2 separate regions of the Homo sapiens genome follow, and region 2 is linked to region 1. Evidence: chromatin contacts called from ENCODE Hi-C data. All regions are on one chromosome and are shown on one strand. Each heading gives the region's core, a stretch centred on a gene start or an enhancer-like site at or near the end of the contact. The rest is flanking DNA. Distances are from core to core; before and after follow the strand shown. Region 1 has its middle 73 kb from the start of LINC02957. Region 2 has its middle 28 kb from the start of SYK.

Region 1 (2,882 bases), core at 114-2,613:
ATAACTTAAATGTGCATCTATATACCTTAATTTTTTTTTTTTTGACGGAGTCTTGCTCTGTCACCCAGGCTGGAGTGCAGTGGCATTATCGCGGCTCACTGCAACCTCTGCTCAAGCGATTCTCCTGCCTCAGCCTCCTGAGTAGCTGGGATTACAGGCACACGCCACTACCCCTGGCTAATTTTTGTATTTTATTTTTTTTAGTAGAAATGGAGTTTCACCATGTTGGCCAGGCTGGTCTCAAACTCCTGACCTCAATGATCCACCCACCACGGCCTCCCAAAGTGCTAGGATTATTGGCATGAGCCACTGCGCCAGGCCCTTAAATTCTTTTTGAAATGGGCTCTTGTTCTGTCTCCCAGGCTGGAGTATAGTGGCATGATCATATCTCACTGCAGCCTTGACCTCCTGGGCTCAAGCAATCTTCCTACCTCACCATAAATTTAAACATGAAAAAGAGCAAGGACAGTTCTGCTGTGGGGCATGCAGACATAAAGCTCCAGTGGGCCTTGTAAAGGCAGAGCCGTCTTCAGACACCACCACCCTTGCCCCACAGCACTTCCCTCACTGCCCTGTGCTCTGGTCCCTATGCCCCTTCTTAGGGAATGTGAGTGCTTCACTCAGGGATAAGAGGGCCTGGCACTTGGCAGAGGCCACCGGCCCTGGCCCTTGAACTGTGATGGGATCCCTAAGCGCTTTCCCTACGGTGTCAGGGCTCTGAAGTTGCCAAGAGGACAACAGAAAAACGTGTTGGTGTGGTGGTGGTTGTTTTCAACATGAAAACTCCAGATTATCCGGAACAATGGTAACCCCCAAGAGCATGTGGACTTTTGACGAGGAGGATCCAGGGATTCTTCTAGAAGGTATTCAAAAGGACAAGGAGAGCAAAGTTTATGAGATCAGAGAGATCAAAGACCTGAAGGGCAGTGCTTGGTCCCAGGGTCCTAGGAGGAGAGAACCCCAGGAAGAGGAGGGAATGTCGCAGAGCCAAGGAAATATGCTCCCAACTTGCAAACTTTCAAAAGTTATAATCCAGCATTTAAAAAATTATTACTGATACATTTGATTCATGAAAAACTGACTGTTCCTGAGGAAGAAACTCAATTACCTCTTAGAAACTCTTAAAAAAAAATCATCCCTAGACAAAAGAAGAAAAACCAATTCAAAACTTCCACTTCCTCATTTCTTTGCGGCATCTCAAGTGCCCTTAAGGAAAACACACACACACACACACACACACACACACACACACTGAGACACACAGACCTATTTAAAAACAACAGGTATTTTCACATTGGTGCTCTGACCTATTTCTGGATTAGAAACTGGATTGCATGTCCACAAAGCCATCTCCCCACCTGGTGTTTGCTCTACACAGCGGTTGGGAAAGTACAGCCTCAGGGTCTAACAGAAAATGCATCTCTTCTTCTTTTTTATGATCGAATGCCATGAATTTACTAGTTTATAGCATCTACTTTTGCATTATATACGGAGGCCAAGATTGGAGCTTAGCCCAGTCTTTTCTGGAAATGGTTCTTTTGAAATCAGCAAGTCCGCTTAAATAAAAGAAATATTCCTCTGCCTTCCCTGGTGACTTGCATCCTCATTTTCATTCTTTTTCAAGACTTTGTCAAGAAGTCAGTAATAGGAGGTCTGTTCCCATTAAAGAGTGTGGTAGTGTGTAAGTCCCTGTGAGTCTATCTGCCATGAGGACCCTTCCATATGTAGAAACATGACAAAATAAATATTTAGGAAGGAATTTCAAAGAAGTTCAAATCTAGATATCCTCATCAGGGATAATACAGGAGCTTGAAATACATGTGCAGATCACCTGGTTCATTAACTGTTGAGACATGGGCTGTGAGGATCCAGGATCGCTCAGCCCAGCAATCACAGAGAAGGCCCACTGTGTGGTGAGGCTGCAGAGGGAACACCAAGGGTCCAAGCGGGCACCTCTAGGGTTGCAGGGCATCTCTGCCTCAATTATTGCCTTTCCACTGTGGATTTACACACTGTATTTCCACAAATAAAATTTTATTTTACAACATTTATCTATGCTAAAAAGAGTTGAAAACCACTGATCTATTTGAGGCCTTTATTTCACTTGAGCAGGGAGAAACATGACTGGTCAGGGATTCTCAAAGAGGAAGATAATCAGATAGATGAGAGCTGTCAAACATGTCAGCAAAATGAATGCTACGAAACAGTGGCATTCAACTTCAACAAACGGAACTCTCCCTGCTCAAGGAAACAGCTAAACACAGCAGTTTAAAGTTTTAAAGGTGATCATATTTAACATGTTTGAGAAGATTAGAGAATGTAAACTATCCTTGAAACAAGAAGAGGCTGTTACAAAAAAGAACTATAAAACTTTGAAATTTAAAAGATGATTGTTAATGAAACCTAGCAAAACAGACGTGATTGAAGAATAAATTAGTGAACTGAAAGACCAAGGGGTTCTTGTAGAATGTCATTCATGGGGACAAAGAAATCCAAGTAAGAGACAATTGACACGAGCGGGAGCTAGACGTTTCTTTATGTATTTACTAGGAGTTCCAGGAGGAGAGAACAGAGAGACTTGAGGGAGGAAAATAATTAAATAACTGATAGAAGAAAATTGATCAGAACTTTTCCAGTTCAAAAGCAGGGCCAGCTTCCTGGATATGTGGCCCTTGTGGTCACGTAAGGCTCTAAGCTCAGAAGGACTCTATGCTTGTCTGATTCTCATCTGTTGCCATCTTGAAATGCTTCATAATTTGATCTTTGAACTTGGGTTTTGTAAGTGAAGTCCGACGGAGCCACAAACCGTGTGCATGTGCAGAGACACAGGTGATATATGTGTCCCCGTTCCTTGCTGCTCCATTCACGCTCCCAAGGCCCAT
Region 2 (2,882 bases), core at 247-2,746, 150 kb after region 1:
TTTTATTCCTCAAAAGAAGTTTAAGTCTTGCTTTTAGTTAGTAGCTACCTCCATAGCTTTCCATAAAATATATATTTTCCTTAACTCAAGAGATAAGAAAGCAACTGTCTTCATGACCCAAAGCAGTATCTTTTCAAACGTTGTATTTGGCAAGATAAACATATTTAGTTTTTATAATCTCTACAGTGTATGTTCTTTGCGCTTTTCCAGTATAATACTATATATTTTATATACAGCAACAGAAATTGGCATGCATATTTTTATATGCATCAATATGTGTATGTGAATTTATACATATACTCTGTCCATACGTGTATTTCGTTTAGGTGTGAAATAGTAACAATGGCTCCTATTTCCTCAGTGTCCACTTTGTGTAGGCAACCAGGGGCTTTATATTTTCTGTCTTTAATTCTTACAAAAATTTTGCAAAATAAGTATTGTCACTCGCATGATCCAATGAGAATTTGGAGACAGGAAAGATTAATCACTCCATTGAAGGAATACCGGTAGTAAGTAGTGAAGCTGGGATTATTTCTGGAATTTCAATCCAAACCCATTAGTGGTGGCGATTTGAATGATTCTTGCACAATGGCCCTAGTGCTGTGTGGCTGTCCAGAAGGAAGGACACAGGAAGGACAAGCGCTGGTGTTGAGGCAACGTGTGGGCAACCCTTGCTAGCACATGTGTTGTTTGGTGGCATGAGGTTCTCAGTTAATATGAACCACACCTGCTCAAGCTTGTTTACTGGAGGCACTGCTCCCTCAGCAGGATCTAATGGGAATGCCCTCATTTGGTTTTGGTCACAGTCCTGAGAGTGTGACAAACCACATAAAAGGGGAACCAGGCCTCCTACCAGGTGCCCAAGGGTGTTGCAGACCAGGGCCACCTCTTTTCTTCGATGTGAGTGCTGAGAAGACTTGCTTAGCATGTGCTGCTCAAAAAATACTTGGGAGTGAATGAATAGAAAAATGGACAAATGGACTTTTCTATGGTTCAGTCATTAATAGCCCCTGCCCTCGAGCCTACCGCCCCAGCCCAGCTGCTCATGGCCTATGGAATTTCCTCCTCACTTTGACAGTTGCACTAGCTTCACATGGCCTTTTGGGAATAGCACCTGTGCTACCCTCCAGGTGAACTGCTCTGTAGGGGGCAAATGTGAGCAAAGCGTTAGGCCCAGCCCACAGGGAATGTTTCCTTGTGTGGGGCAGTGGGGTAGGCCAGGCGCAGTGTCCAGGACACATGTCCACTGAGATGGGTTGTGACTGGGGGATGGAGCTAAAGATGCTCATGAAAGCCCAGGATGCCTTGGGGACAGTGGGAGGTTTGGCCTGGGATGACTCCCCTCCTCATCCCTAGGCAGACATGTGACTTTGGGTCCCTATGTCAAGTCCTGAGAGTTTTCAGTTTCTGCATCTGCAAGGAGGAAGTTGGAGCAATAATAACCAACATTTGTTAGAACACGAAGTGTCACATACTCTGCTTACAACTTGATGTGCATTTTATTCTTTAATCTTTGGATAAGTGGCCCCAGGGATTATCGCATCTCACATATGAGAAACTGATGCTTAGAGGGGTTGACAACTTGCCCAAGATGGCACAGCTAGTACCAGCACAACGTGAGCCTGACTCCAAACCCACACTTCCTATGTGACCCTCACCATCCCGATAGTTCCAAGTGCACTTCTGACCTCCTGATTTTGCCCCTGGAGAGTGAGAGACTTTGCAACTGTAACAACCTCACTTCACCTTTTATGCAAATCTCATGTATAATTTTCATAAACTTTATTTTTTTAAAATGTAATTCCCCAGAGGCCTTCCCTACCTGACTTGGCCTTGGATGGGCAGCAGAGGGCAATGTAGTCTCAGGGAGGCACCCTCCCTTCCCCTGGGCTGGGAACTGTGAAAATCTAACCACTGCTAGCAAAAACCAGTCTCAGCTGGAAATGGTCTAATCTTCTTGGAGGGGATGTTGGAGAATACATAGCAATAGATTCAGATGAAATCCTGTCTCAGTAGGCACACTTAGAATATTGTTCCTTGGATGGCATTAGAAAGGGAATCTTTTTTTTTTTTTTTGTAATATAGAGTTCTCATTTTATTCCATGCATGAAAAGAAGAGATAAAGGTTTTGTGCTTTTCCTCGCCTCTATTAATAGAAGTTATTAACATGCCTATAATAGAAACCATTTCACCTTCGCTGGAACTGATGATGATGCTTCATGATAGCACAGTGGTGCCCTGTTGCCAAGTATTAGATATGGTCCAATGTCTCAAAAATTACCAGTCAAACGGATTTGTGAGTGTCACAGGTTGTTTTTAAGATCTTTATAATTATTATTTTTAGACTTGGTATCTTTTATATCCATACACTGCTAGGATTCAGATCTGAAAGTCAGATTGCCCTAATAAACTAGTAGGGGCTCCTTGGGTGACAAAGCCACTCTGACAGTGACTTCATTGGCTGTTCATTGGCCACATACCCTCGCCTGGTTCTCTGAAGAGACATCACATCGCAGGATGTGATGAACACTAGTTTTTATTTTCTTAGCAATATTTCATTAATTCTTGGTGTGTCGTAGTGAATAAATTACTGTCAACATCTTTTGAGCACCCAACATGCCAGAGCATTTCTAAACAAAGGCAATTGACAAAAGATGTAGAATACAAATGTTTGAGCGCTTAAGGGCTGGGTGCTTTTTAAGTGCTTTATCTGTATGACTGTGTTATGTCCTCACAACAGCCCTACAGGTATTATCATCATCCCCGTTTTACAGATGGGAAAACTCACCCAGAGGTGCTACGGAACTTGCGCAAGATCACAGAGCTATGAGAGCAGAGCAGGGAAGCAGCCCCGGATGGGCGGATTTCAAAGTCTGCACTCT

What was found. A loop is a pair of places that touch in the nucleus more often than their neighbours do. Pooled maps may share reads with other maps.
Region 2: a loop to region 1 is called in a map with no recorded cell type, with 9 times the contacts of the local background. The contact joins two enhancer-like sites. A Hi-C loop is called at or near these places in 4 of 37 single-sample maps with no recorded cell type and 4 of 50 pooled maps.

The regions. Positions count from the first base shown.
Region 1 is chr9:90,922,497-90,925,378 of GRCh38, reverse strand. No RefSeq gene overlaps it. Among named protein-coding and RNA genes, the nearest start is that of LINC02957, 73 kb to the left of the region's middle. RefSeq lists an enhancer at 1,145-1,194. Within about 2 kb of position 1,363, at least 4 of the 41 ENCODE cell types and tissues checked have a DNase peak (open chromatin) inside an H3K27ac peak, as active enhancers do.
Region 2 is chr9:90,772,770-90,775,651 of GRCh38, reverse strand. No RefSeq gene overlaps it. Among named protein-coding and RNA genes, the nearest start is that of SYK, 28 kb to the left of the region's middle. RefSeq lists an enhancer at 886-945. Within about 2 kb of position 1,496, at least 4 of the 41 ENCODE cell types and tissues checked have a DNase peak (open chromatin) inside an H3K27ac peak, as active enhancers do.